4 separate regions of the Homo sapiens genome follow, and all the other regions are linked to region 1. A link is a contact called in ENCODE Hi-C or POLR2A ChIA-PET data. All regions are on one chromosome and are shown on one strand. The core of a region is the stretch at or near the end of the contact, and the rest is flanking DNA. Distances in the headings are between cores, read along the strand shown. Region 1 has its middle 23 kb from the start of EIF1. Region 2 holds the start of SMARCE1 (SWI/SNF related BAF chromatin remodeling complex subunit E1). Region 3 has its middle 34 kb from the start of CCR7. Region 4 has its middle 11 kb from the start of CCR7.

The links. A loop is a pair of places that touch in the nucleus more often than their neighbours do. ChIA-PET counts read pairs that join two places held with the same protein, here RNA polymerase II (POLR2A). Pooled maps may share reads with other maps.
Region 2: a loop to region 1 is called in a map of endothelial cell of umbilical vein, with 5 times the contacts of the local background. The contact joins the promoter of SMARCE1 here to the enhancer-like site in region 1. A Hi-C loop is called at or near these places in 9 of 168 maps with a recorded cell type or tissue (CD8-positive, alpha-beta T cell, aorta, ascending aorta and 6 more), 7 of 37 single-sample maps with no recorded cell type and 25 of 50 pooled maps. POLR2A ChIA-PET finds 5 or more read pairs at or near these places in 7 of 52 experiments (CD4-positive, alpha-beta T cell, H1, PC-9 and 4 more).
Region 3: a loop to region 1 is called in a map of heart left ventricle, with 4 times the contacts of the local background. The contact joins two enhancer-like sites. A Hi-C loop is called at or near these places in 1 of 168 maps with a recorded cell type or tissue (heart left ventricle), 11 of 37 single-sample maps with no recorded cell type and 8 of 50 pooled maps. POLR2A ChIA-PET finds 5 or more read pairs at or near these places in 1 of 52 experiments (activated B cell).
Region 4: a loop to region 1 is called in a pooled map, with 2.0 times the contacts of the local background. The contact joins two enhancer-like sites. A Hi-C loop is called at or near these places in 1 of 168 maps with a recorded cell type or tissue (B cell), 16 of 37 single-sample maps with no recorded cell type and 14 of 50 pooled maps. POLR2A ChIA-PET finds 5 or more read pairs at or near these places in 6 of 52 experiments (B cell, CD4-positive, alpha-beta memory T cell, GM12878 and 2 more).

The regions. Positions count from the first base shown.
Region 1 is chr17:41,664,534-41,667,821 of GRCh38, forward strand. No RefSeq gene overlaps it. Among named protein-coding and RNA genes, the nearest start is that of EIF1, 23 kb to the right of the region's middle. RefSeq lists enhancers at 660-1,179, 1,180-1,697, 1,218-1,307, 1,728-1,857, 2,728-2,957 and a silencer at 1,428-1,667. Within about 2 kb of position 1,503, at least 39 of the 41 ENCODE cell types and tissues checked have a DNase peak (open chromatin) inside an H3K27ac peak, as active enhancers do; they include B cell, CD4-positive, alpha-beta T cell, CD8-positive, alpha-beta T cell and 5 more, where a contact is called at or near this core.
Region 2 is chr17:40,646,133-40,649,383 of GRCh38, forward strand. It overlaps SMARCE1 (SWI/SNF related BAF chromatin remodeling complex subunit E1), which reads right to left and starts at 1,686. Exons shown (of 11, transcript NM_003079.5): 1 at 1,641-1,686. RefSeq lists a silencer at 1,925-2,219.
Region 3 is chr17:40,597,813-40,601,039 of GRCh38, forward strand. No RefSeq gene overlaps it. Among named protein-coding and RNA genes, the nearest start is that of CCR7, 34 kb to the left of the region's middle. RefSeq lists enhancers at 149-358, 785-1,079, 1,287-1,586. Within about 2 kb of position 1,504, at least 13 of the 41 ENCODE cell types and tissues checked have a DNase peak (open chromatin) inside an H3K27ac peak, as active enhancers do.
Region 4 is chr17:40,574,943-40,578,089 of GRCh38, forward strand. No RefSeq gene overlaps it. Among named protein-coding and RNA genes, the nearest start is that of CCR7, 11 kb to the left of the region's middle. Within about 2 kb of position 1,554, at least 3 of the 41 ENCODE cell types and tissues checked have a DNase peak (open chromatin) inside an H3K27ac peak, as active enhancers do; they include B cell, where a contact is called at or near this core.

The sequences.
Region 1 (3,288 bases), core at 253-2,752:
TGCCACCAGGATGGGGCACGGCAGCTTGAGCCTGTAATCCTGGCACTTTGGGAGACTGAGGCTGTAGGATCGCTAGAGCCTAGGAGTTTGAGACCAGCCTGGGCAACATAGGGAGACCGCCCCCACCGCCCACCTTTACAAAAAAATTAAAAATTAGCCGGTCATGGTGGCATGCATCTGTAGGCTCAGCTACTCAGGAGGCTGATGCAGGAGGATCACTTGAGCCCAGGAGGTCAAGGCTGCAGTGAACCATGACTGAGCCACTGCAATCCAGCCAGGGCAACAGAGCAAGATGCTATCTCAAAAAAAAAAAAAAAAGTGCTATTAAGAGCTGAACTCTGTTCTGGGGGGAGTAGCCTTTCCTTCCCTTCTCTGAGCCTCAGTTTCCCTATATATAAAAGAAAGGAATCAGATAAGATGGCCTGAAAGGCTGCCACCAGTTCTAATGCTCTCAGGTCCTGCTCTCTGACCTACCCAGGACACATGGAACCATCATCACCTCCTTGATCCAGGCACTCTACTCCTCATAATGGAACCAAGATGGTCTTCACTTTATTTTTTTTTTCCCATTGTCCCTGTCCTTACTGCCCTCTGTGTTATGCCAACCTCCTCTGAGTTAACTGAGGCTCAGAGGCTCAAGCAGTCTTTGCCACCCTCTCCCCACTGTCCCCCCCACCCCTCACTCTCCCACCAGACTGTCTGCTCCATCCCCGTCCCAACTGCTCCCACCTGGACTCCCTGCTGCCCTTGGTTCCTACCCCACCCCTCTGTCCACTCCCCCACTCACATACCTGGCCCTCCTTCCCCCATGCAGCCCATCTACCTTCACAGGGAGGCAGCAAGACACCCCCGCCGGCCTAGGAGGGTCGAGATCCTAGGACTCTACTTTTTCCAGTCCTGGTATTTGCCTACACGCCCCAGCCTCCCACCCCCAGCGCCCCCCCCAACACACACACACCCACACACACACACACGCACGCACGCACGCAATTATAACCCCCTTAGGGACAGCCGTTGTGTCTGCTGTAGTTTAGCCTTGGATTCATCATGGCTTCGACATCGCCGGCCCTGGGCCAGTGTTCGAGAGCATGGCCCCAAACAGTTCTTGCTCTGTTCAGCTCCCCACATTGCCAAGCTGCGAGCGGGCTCTCTGTGCTTCCTGCCTTCTGTCTGCCTCGCCTGTTCTCTCCAGGTAGGCGGCTCCTCCTCCAAGCTCCCCCAGCCCTGGGCTGACCTCTGTCACCTGGATGGTGGGTGCGGGTTCTCCGGGCATGCACCTCGTTCCCCTCTTTACTCCCAGCAGTGGCTGAAACTTGTGGGTGCTTGATCGTGCTAGTTAAATGAATGAACATGTGGTGGTTACAGGCAAACCCACAATGCCACACAGGACACCGACCAACAACTGAAAACGGTGACAGCTGCCCTTACCCGCAGCTCCCCAGCGTAGCCCTCCCCCATCGCAGCCAGACCGGCTTGCCCACTGCGCAGCAAGGCGGAGCCCCGCACAGCTAAGCCCGGGCGTGGTGCTCGCGGCGCCCTCTGCTGGCCGGGCCCACGGCCTCCTCCTGCGCACGCGCGCCGCCACCCCGGGACCAGACCTAAAGGGAGAAGGCGCGATCTGGGGCCCTCCCTCCGCACCCCCTCGCCCCGAGAAGCCCCAAACCCAGGTCTTTGACCCTCATGAACATCCTTTGTCCTTCCTCTCTCCTGCTCCCCCTGCAAACATTTTAGGCATCCCTAAATGATCACCAGCCCTCGCCTGCTCTCTTAGCAGGCCTCCAGGTGGGGTTAGAATTGTCAAATGCTGGCACAGGACGAAACCCTAATAATAATAACTATGATGATGACGGCAGCTGCTGCTGAGCGGGCACTTTGTGGTTACCTTAGCAACCTTCCACCATCCAGGAAGTGCAGCCCCTTCTTTCACAGGCGGCAGCTGCAGCCAGAGGCGTGCGGGGACTTCCCAAGGTCACACAGCAAGAATCCTAAGAAACCCGGGGTGTTTCCTCTGCCTACGTGGAGCTAACCCTGCCTCCAGAAGCAGGGGCCTTGAGATGGGAGCAGAGCGATCTGGTGCCCCGGAAACCCCACCCCCACCCCCACCTTGCCCCATGCGCAGCGAACGTGGCTACATTTCCTATCGTTTGTCCAACCCATCATTTTGCCTTTGGGAAAATTGCAGGGGAGGTGGAGGCCAGAGGACAGGGAGACAAACGTTCGTGGGCATCTGCCACGAGCACATTTGCCACGCTTTGTGACAGGCCCTTTCCCGTTACACACCACACCTGCCCAGGACCGCAGCACAGAACCAGGACCCAAACCCGCCGACTCCCTCCCTAGTGCTCCTTCCTCACCCCCCACCCCCTCCCCCCTCCGCAAGTTCTCTCTTGGAAAAGGGGCCGCTGGGAAGGGGAGGAAACGCACTCACTACAGGACTCCAGGTGGGGTCCAGAGGCTCTGCCCCTGGTGCCTCTTCCCCAGCCCTAAAGCCCCCAGCCCTAGAGAGGGGACCCTCCTGCACAACATCTCCAGGGGACCGGGTACTCCACTAGGGTCGAGAAACGTTGAATAGTGCGGTGGGTGCGGGAGGCGCGCCTAGGTGCCGAAACCCGGTCTGTGCTGCCATCCTGTGGCCATTGCAGGAAGTGTGCCTGTCAGGCCGCTCTGCATTGAACCTGAAATGCCGGGTCACCCTTGGGTTGAGTGAAACCGGGCCCCATGCTGAGGCTACAAGGGACATAGAAAGGGACAAGACGCAGCCCGTGCCCTGAAAGAGCTTACAGTTCGGTAGGATGGCCTTCAAATGACATGATCCAACACTCAACTCGGCGCCAGATACCGCCCAAAATAGAAGATCGTGCAAAAGGTTCCAAAAGGTGGAGGCAGCCTGCCCCGAAGCACATCGAGAAAGCCCTCCTGCAGCAAAGCCGTGTCGAGACTGGGCCTTACAGGGCAGGCGGGGCTGGGGCAAACAGAGATGAAGGAAGGCGCTCCAGGCGGAGAGACCAGCCTGAGCAAAGGCACAGGGGCAGGAAACACGGATTCTCAGGAATCCAGCTTGTCCCAAGTCTAGGTCAACTGTGAAGGGGAGAGCAGCATGGCCAGGTCCTCCAGTGCCCAGGTAGGAGGTTTCACTTAACCCTTTAGGCCACGCGGCCAACAAAGGTCTTTGAGCAAGCCAGCAGCTTGACCAGAAGTCTGTCCAGGAAAAGAGCATGATAGCTGGGGAACGGGGGCAAATGGGTGAGGTTTCAGAGCAATTAGGAAGGAAGGAGAACAGGAGGAGGC
Region 2 (3,251 bases), core at 436-2,935, 1.0 Mb before region 1:
GCCATGTAAACATTTCATCAGACTGATACAAGGATGAGAATAGAAAGTGATGTATTATCAGGGTCCAACGCAACAAGGCCTACCAGATACTGACAGCTCCCTGATCAGCAACTGTATCATGCTTTTGGGATAACAATTTTTATTAAAATTAGGCAGCATTTTATTCCTGGAAGCAGTGCAAAAGGTAATTGGTATGACAATGAACTTCACATTCTCTTATAATGGTAAATAGCTTCATAAATGCTGGGAATAAATTTTGAGAGTCTACCTGAAAAACTTTTATTCATCATTCACAGCCCATTTCAAAATTTTTCTCCTCAAGGGAACTTTCTTGATACATTACCTGGGCAGAATTAACTGCTCCCCCATCTGTATTCCTATACAGTTTACACAGATCTATATTATTATAACTTTTTTTTAACTTATCAATATGGCTAGATTGTATGCTACTTGGAAAGAGGGACCATGTCAGGACCTAGCTCAATTCTTAGGAAATTTTTTCCTAGTATTACCAGCTCACAACATAACCAGGCACATGTGAGCTTGTTCTTTACATCAACATACATCACAAATAGTGAGGTACAAAAAGACAAAAATTCATCTTTGGAAAGAAGGCAAATAAACTTCTATGACTATTGGAGGTATTTGCAACCAAACATGTGGAATAGATCTGATTTTTCGCTTCTATTATTAATTTTAAGGAAATTCCCTGGAGCATAAGGAATGAGTCCTGGTGTGGAAAGAAACAGCTCATTTTCTCAATGGTCCAACCTGAGTCTTTCCCTCTTAAAGAACAGCCAGAAACCTTTGACTCTGGTGTAGATTTCCTTTCTGCTCACATTAAGGGAGCTGTCAACATCCAGCAGGCCTCGCTGCAGGGGACCCTGACAACTAACATAAGCTCCCTGTACGTTATACTTCATTGTTAATACTTTAAAATTATTGCTCTCTTTTGCTAGAATACAAAATTTAAGAGTGGGCTTGTACATTTGTCCACCGTTGGATCCATCTTTGGTGCCTGGCATAAAAATAAATACCCGATAAATATTTGTTCAAGAAATACTTTATACGGGGTACGCTTATGACACTATTTCGCTTAACACTCACAAGTACTTTATATGTACAGCTATCCCCATTTTACAGATGAAACAAGGGAGTCTCGGAAAGTTTAAACAACTTGTCTGAAGCCATATGCAGCCAGGAAGTGCCAAAGTTGGGTTTCAAACCCAGGCCAAACTATTTCAGAGCTCTGCTCGTCCTCAAGTCGCTGCCTGAACCAATGGGGGAACCTTCTGCCCGGGTGGGGGGTGAACCACGGACCTGCCTTGCCCACGGCTTCCTGAGGTCGCTCTCTTTGTCTTGGAGAATGTACTTTACTAGCAACTCCCCTAAAACGGGGTATTCACAGGTGCTTTGACCAATTTCGGGGGACTGGCCTTGCCTCCAAGGAGGGGGCCCCAGATGGGACTCCCTCCCAACCCTCGCTCTGCTAGGCCTCAAGGAGGCCTCAACCGGCTCCTGGCTCTGGCCCCACGGCCAAGGCTGAACCCCAGCAACCCCCGGGAACTCGGGGTCTAGCCAAGCGGGGACACCACGACTTGCACCCACCGACCCGGTCCGTCCCACTTGGAAACACTCACCCGCGGGCAGAAAAAGCGCCCGCAGCTCCGGCTTCGCTTCCCTTTGTCCCGCGCTCGCCCCGCCCCTCGCGTCCGGAGCTTCCGCACTCGCACTTTCCACACTCTTCTTAATTTTTTTTTTTTTCCGGGCCCCACCCGACCCTCTTTAGAAAAACTAACCTTCTAGTGAAGATGCGGTGATGCTTAGCACACTCAGGGATTTTTTTCAGGACCCATTGGATCCTCAAAACTCCCCGAATTTTGATACTTTCCCAGCCGGGCGCTGATTCGTCACGGCGAAGAGGGCCGAGGAGGCCCGACCTAACACAGAATAGGCCTGGGTTTAGCGGCTGTGAGGAGCCGGAGCCGCCGCAGCGACCGAGGAAGTGGCGGGAGGTGCCGAGCCTTGCGGAGGGGCGGTGGGGGCCGCGGTGGGAGACGGCGGATGGCGCTCAGCGCGAGGCCGCGGAACCACTGTGGCAGCAAGCAGTTCGGCCAGACTCCCGCTGAGCCCGCTCCTGGAGGGGCCCTCCCCGACTCCGGTCTTGCTTTCCTTTAGGCTGTGGGTCAGAGTCTACACTTCACTAAACCTGGGATGGAGGCGTGGAGGACTTGCTTCGCGGCGTTTGCGTCCTCGCAGGCGCCTCGCAGGGCTTCCTGCCCTCACGGCGGGGGAGTAGCTTTGGCGAAAATCAGCACGAGTTCTGCAGTTTTTCCAAGCGCTTTTAGGGTGTAATCGTCCCAGGTTTCTAAGCCAAGGCCCGGAGAGTTGACCCCCTCGCAACAGCTTGTGTGTCCTTGCAGCGCCGCGGGTGCCACCTGGTCTCCGCCTCAGCGCTGCCTCGGCTCCTTCGGTTCCCACCAGCGGGAACGACCGTCCCCACTTTCAGCTTAAACTCATCTGTCCTTCTGGATCCAGCTCAGAGGTCTCTTTGTGATGCCCTCCTGGAACTTCCCCCCTAGTAATCCTTCCTTTGTATTCCCGTGGCTCTTTGATAATAATGGTTGGAGTCCTGAACCCGACCCTTTGTATCGGACCGTGTTTGTCATCTCCAGTGCTTTATGAAGGCCTTGAAAGCAAGGTTCAGCCGTCTGTATTGGTCATCTTCCCATTGCCAGTGCCTACGAAGGGCTTGACCCATTCATTGTTAGACGCTCAGTAAGTGTGTATTGAGGCAGCCCTCTGTGCCACTCCAGGGCTCTTTCCACTAAATCATGAGTATGTTGGTTTACCAGATGGAATGAGTAGCCTCTTCTTTGGATACATAAACACCCGATGGATATTGTGGGTCACTGTGGAGGGAGAATGAACGTATGGGATCCCTGACCTGTGGTTACTGGAAAACAGTTGACATTTAGAGAGAGGCTGAATTCTTGGGCTTCCCGTAGCCCCCATCCTGAGTGTGCCAACAGGGACTAGAAGCATCTCTAGTCTGCAAAGCGAGGAACAAGTGATACTCTGTCCAATTTTTCCAATATTGTTATACTCATGAATAGAGATTAATGAAATTGAAGAGCATATTCAAGAGAAAGACTAAAGGAGAAGTCGTCTGCCCCGTGGACAGGCAGCTTGAGTGGTGCTTGAGAAAATGTACATGAAATTGCTTGTTAAAAAATATTCACGCCTGTAAT
Region 3 (3,227 bases), core at 254-2,753, 1.1 Mb before region 1:
GGCTTGCATGGGCCTCTTCCCAGGGAAAATCCTCCACAGGGTAGACTGCACAGCTTGGTATGCACCCCTAGACTCTGTTGATGACCACGTCCTGGCTGTTTATGGTGGCTGTAGATGACGCTTAGGTATCCAGGCTGGGGAGTAGAGAAGGGGAGCTGAGGGGAGAGTCTGAGAGTTCTCGAAGGAGTCTGAGAATTCTAAATTTAAACATGACCCTTTAGGTCGTTATGAAAATGTATAGTTTCATTATGAAATGGAACCTATTTTATAAGTCTGTTAGCTCTATTTATAATGTAACTATCTGGGCAGGTAGTGCGTAGGCCTCTGTTTGTACTCTTGCCTGGGCCCTGCAAATATTTGAGACAGGCCGAAATGAATCTAACTGTGCTTCCTCAGAGAGTTACCAAAGCTCTCTGCAGGCCAGGCTCCCTGGTGGCAGCCCTGAACCCCTTTCCTGAGGATGTGGGAGAGGAAAAGAGGGAGACATTTCTTGGATGTCTGCTATGTGCTGGAATCTGACCTGGGCTGTTTCCCTCACATCATCTCATTTGGGTCTCCCAGCTACTTGCCAGATAGGTATGTCATTGCCAATGTATAGATGAAGAAATGGAGGCCTAGCAGCATTTAAGAGCCTTAAGTGCCCAAGCTGGGATTCCAGCGCAGATCTGCGTGGCTTCAAGTCTGGCCGTCTTCCATGCTGCCATTAGAGTTCTGTCCACCTTGGCTCTCCTCCCCGACAGGATTCCCAGAGGGCCCGAAGTCAGTTACTTAAATGGGTTGAAATCAGACATGTACTATGCTTTGGGGAGAAACGAAACCAAACCATAAATTTCCCGAACCTTCTCTGGTTGGCCCTGTTTTTGTTCCAAAGCAGAAAAGGGCAAAGTACAGGAGGGGGCTGGGGCAGAGAGAGTGCAAACACATGGGTACAGAAGGCACGTGATAATTCGCTGTGGAAGCAAGAGAGCGGGTGGGTGCGGACGTGGGTGGGAGTGAGGGCTGAGACCAAGAAGTTTGGCTTTTGAGTCAGTCCTGGTTTTAAATCTAGGTCCCACCACTTACAAATTGTTCAACTTAGACCAAGTTGCTTAACTACATAGAATCTCGGTTTCACTATCTTCAAAAGATAATTGATAATAGGGTTTCTTCTAAGAGTCTTTGTAAGGAGGAAACGAAATCGCATCAGTAAGGCCCCAGCCCGCAGCAGGTTCTCGACAACATTCATTCCCTTCCACCCTCTCCTTCCTCCTATTGACAGAGTTGCTTCAGCCCATTTTGGCATTCTGTAGATTTCTACAGCTGAGAAATCCAAAAATAAACTTGAATTATGGTGGGTTTAGCACCGAGGCACTTCTGTGTAAATAGCAGAAGTGAAAAGAAAAAAAAGGCCATCTCATTTCTAGTATTTGAAACCAAGCACCCTCATCGTGTGGGCGACTCATAGTAGAGGGGGCAGGGGGAGCGAGGTTTGGCATTTTTTCTCTGCTGTTTTTGTTTTTGTTCTGTGATGATGTGGGGGACTCTCCAGGGACATCATGCGTCACAGAGCAGGGGAGAAAGGGGAGGTGAAGACAGAGCAAGTAGGGAAATTTGATCCGGTCTCTGACGTTGTAGGGCAGAATTGGGGAAAGAGGGAGTGTCGGTCAATGGGTGGAAAAGGTCCCGTGGCTGTCATGCCCTTCTTACCTCCTGCCCCGAGACACAGTTGGGCAAGTCCCTTAATTCATTTTTCAGTGAGTTTCCCAAGAAAGGCCGTCTTCCGGAACATGTGTTATTCCTGAAATACATGGCAGACTCGGTTGAAAGGGTGTGTGTTTGTGGGTCACAGAGACTCACAAAAAGAGAAGGCAAGGGGCTGGCCCGCTTGACGTGAGCCCACATGGATGGGAGTCACAGGTGATTATTATTATTATTAACAAAAGGCTTCCCTTACCTCCCCAAACCTAACTTTTCACTATTCATACCATCCATGTCTTATAGGCCCAGGGAGATGAAAAAGTGAGTTTACCCAAGGGAATTCACAAGGGCCTAAGTAGAAGAGCCAGGATTTGAACTGGCTGCCCCTTTCTCTCTATGGGGCTGGCATTGGCCATCCTAATAATGGGGGAAAAGTTGGGTTAACGACCAGCGGCCTGGGGAATTCAGGTCACCTTGATGTTTGCCCTATGGTCTTGAGTTTTGCAACTTAAAAAAACAAAAAACAAAAAACTATACACACACACACACACACACACACATTATCTATCTACCTCTATTTTTTTAAGACAAGGTCTTGCTTTGTCACCTAGGCTGGAGTGCAGTGGCACGAGCACAGCTCACTGCAGCCCTGACTTCCCATGTTCAATTGATCCTCCCACCTCAGCCTCCCAAGTAGCTGGGACTACCAGCACATGCCACCACACCTGGCTAATTTTTTTATTTTTTGTAGAGGCAGGGTTTCATTATATTGCCCAGGCTGGTAAATGGACATATTGACATTACAAGTCGATGTTGTTTTTATAGAAGGAGCAAATAATGCAAAAGGGACCAACTCATCAGTGAAAACATATCATACCATGCTTGGTGTTTGCCTTGGCTAGAAGTCTCTGGAGGTGAATTTATGGAGAATGCATTCAAGCTGCCTCCCATTCCCACTATATAGATAACGAGAGGAAGGGGTTTAAGCTGCAATAGGAGGCTGTTGGAGAGACTCAAGGAGAAGCTTCCTGACCGTAGACGGTTGATAAATATAGGAGCCACTGGAGGGTGGAAGCAATAACTTTCCAATCCCCCGAGCCTTCCAGCATTTTTTGGTGTTTGCCAAATATCATCACCTCCTACCTCTCACCAGCGCCTGGACTCAACCTTTCTAGAGCCAGCTCAAATGCCACCCCTTCAGACTTCCCAGCATTGCTGTGAGGAATCGTGGGCTTTTCTTTCCTGCTCCCAGTGTGACTTTGGTACCTTTATTTAGCATCTATATTGTCCTCCCTTGACTTAAAGCCAAGTTGTTAATTCTCCCCTTTCTTGAGTTCTTAGAGGGCAGGGATGCATTCCATTCATCTTTATCACCAACACCTAAGGTGACACCTGGCACATAGTCAGTGCTCGTTAAAGGTGTGCTGAACTTTGAAACGAAGGGTTGCCTGTTGGTGGTTGAAAACATTTTTTTTTCGAACCTTGTTAAGTTTGAAAAGTTCAATCCCCAGTGCCAACATGCATATAAATATAGGTGCTTTCATGCTCTG
Region 4 (3,147 bases), core at 304-2,803, 1.1 Mb before region 1:
AAATACAGGCATTAATAGCTATTAATTTCTCTGTAAGCACTATTTTAGCTGCATCTCATAAGTTTTGGTATGCTGTGTTTTCATTTTCATTCATTTCAAAGTATTTTCTAATTTCCCTTGAGTTCCTTGATTCATTTCCACATACTTATGGATTCTTCAAATTTCCTTCTGTTACTGGTTGTGGTCAGAGAACAGACTTTGTCTGATCTCAATTCTTTTACATTTTTTGAGACTTGTTTTATGTCCTAACAGATGGCCTATCCTGGAGAATGTTCTATGTATATCTGAGAAGAATATGTATTCTGCTGTTGTTGGGTGGTGTTTTATAGATAGACGTTAGGTCTAGTTGGTTCATAGCATTGTTCAAATCTTCTGTTTTCTTGTTGATCAACTGCTTAGTTGTTGTATCTATTATTGAAAGGAGGATATTTAAGTTTCTATTATTGTTGAATTATGTGTTTCTCTTATTTCTTGCTTTATGTGTTTCTCTTATTTCTTTGACAATTCTGTCAATATTTGTTTCATATATTTTTAGGCTCTGTTATTTAGGTGCATATATATTTATAGTTGTTATGTCTTCCTGATGGATTGACTCTTTTTGAAAAATTTTCATCCTTTTTCTTAGAGACAGGGTCTTGTTCTGTCACACAGGCTGGAGTGCAGTGGCACAATCATACTTTACTGCAACCCCAAACGCCTGGCCTCATGCAGCCCTCCTACCTCAGCCTCCCGAGTAGCTGGGACTACAGGTGCATGACACCATGGTTGGCTAATTTATTTAAACAATTTTTTTTTTGTAGAGATGAGGTCTTGCTATGTTGTCCAGGCTGGTCTCAAACTCCTGGCTTCAAATGATCCTCCTGCCTCAGCTTCCAAAAATGCTGAGATTACAGGCATGAGCCACCACACCCAGCCTGGATTGACCCATTTATCATTATAAAATGTCCTTCTTTGTCTTTATAAACAAATTTTGTCTGAAAGTCTATTTTGTTTGATATTAGTCTAGCATTTTTGAATGACATATCTAATATACATACTACTACTTTTTGGGTGTTATATCTTTTTCCATTATTAGAATGTTTCTTTTCTCTATGCTTTCATTGGCATCCCAGCAGCAGCTACAAGTCTTTGATTCCAGAGTCCATCAGCCAGCCCCTACCACTGTGGTACCAGCACTTGATAAGTAACCCCCATCATGGTTCCAGCTCCTGCCCCAGTTTCTGGGTTTTGGTAACATAACCTTCTCCCTGTGTCCCTCCAGCTCTAGGGGTGGTGGCAACTTCCTGCGGTTATTAATCTCTGGGTGGCCTTGCCCTCCCTTGTTTGGCTTCAGCTCTTCCATCACCTGTATAACTGGTTCTCTATGTTAAATTTCTTCTGTTTGGAATACCTAGAGTGGCTCTTGTTTGCTTTGACTCTGATTGATACAAGGTGATTACTGTCCCCAAGGAGTTTAAGTTATAGAAGAAGTTAAGGTTAGATCATACCCCTGTTGTCAACGGTTATTATGGTCAAGAGCAAGTCTGACATGGCACTCGACTTCAAACAAGGGAAGGAAACCGAAGATTGCACGGGGCTGATAGCAAGACAGACAAGCAGGTAGAATAGCTTTCATTCTCTCTAAACTTATAAAAAACATTCCATTGGGGTGTAATGCATGAGCCTAGCTCTTTGGCAGCTGCCAGTGTAGTTTTGGGTAAGTTTCTTGCTCTCTCTAGGCTTCATTGTTCTCAAGTGTAAAGTGAGGTGATTAGACAGCCTAGAAGGACCTAAGCTTTGGCCTTCTGAGACTGAAGTCTGGGACCTTCCCCTGGCACCCAGCCCCTTGCTTAGCCATTCTCCATTATTCCCAATTGCCCAAATGAAGGCATGAGAAATTCTTGCCAAAATTTTGCTTCAGCCCAAAGGTTTTGGTTGCCCTTATCACCGGCTTTTGGAGCAGATTCACTTTTAGGGATATCAGCAATCTCTGGAACTAGGTGGAAGGACTCTAAGAGGTTATACATTGGCAGGTGTGTTGGTAAGAAAGGTCAGGGCAACTTCAGTTTGGAACTATTTCAGAAGCTTTCTGCTGGAGTCCTTTTCCATGTGCCAGATGCACCTTAAAAAATGAGTTTAGGCTGGTGGCTCACACCTTTAATCCTAGTACTTTGGGAGGCCCAGAAGGGAGGATCATTTGAGGCCAGGAGTTTGAGATCAACCTGGCCAGCAGAGTGAGACCCTGTCTCTACTAAAATATAAACAACTTAGCTGGGTGTGGTGGTGAGCACCTACAGTCCTAGTTACTTGGGAGGCTGAGGTGGGAGGATTGCTTGAACCCAGGAGTTTGAGGCTGCAGCAAGCTATGATTGTGCTACTACACTCCAGCCTGGGTGACAGAGTGAGACTCTGTCTAAAAGAATAAAAATAAAAATAAAAATGAGCTTAATGCCAGACCTGTCTGTATTTCAGTCCTGCCTCTCCTATAACTTCTAGGTGACCTTGGGCAAGTCACTTCTCTCTGGTTCTTGGATGCCCATCCGAAAAGCAATAGGATTAGACCCTACAAACTCTAGGCTTCTTTCTCAGGATAATCTTTTTTATCCATGAGAATTTTCTTGGTTCTTTAGCTAGCATAGACTCCCCACAGAAGGTCCCAGAGGAATAAGAGTTTATGAACAGACTAGAACTGGAGAGTTCGTGGCAGATGTGCCAGGTTGTCAGGGGGATAAAGGGCCGCTCCTTGGTTCTGATTTCCTCAGCAGCCTGTGCTTGATGCCAAGTGGTGTTGTCCAACCCAGACCTGATTCCTCCCTTGACTGTCCTCCGACCTTCCAATTCTAGCTGCATGGACATTGCACACTTGGTCTCAGGAGACTCCAGTTTCAGTTTCTTAGCTGGTTCTCTGAGTGAGGTGATGGGGAATCCCTAGCATTTCTTAGTACTGATTGTGAGCTTCCCCTCTGCATGTTAGCATGCAGTTCGTGACGATTCACTACAAATCTGCTCTTTATGGAGGGAGAGTATAGGGGGAGCCCAGTATCACTTTCCAAATCCTACCCATCCTTTGAGGCCCAGGCAGGCCCTACCTATACCACAGTTTGTCCTCTGAACTCTGAGAGCACTTAACTTCAGGGACACCCAAATTGACATTTACATCAAGGGCAT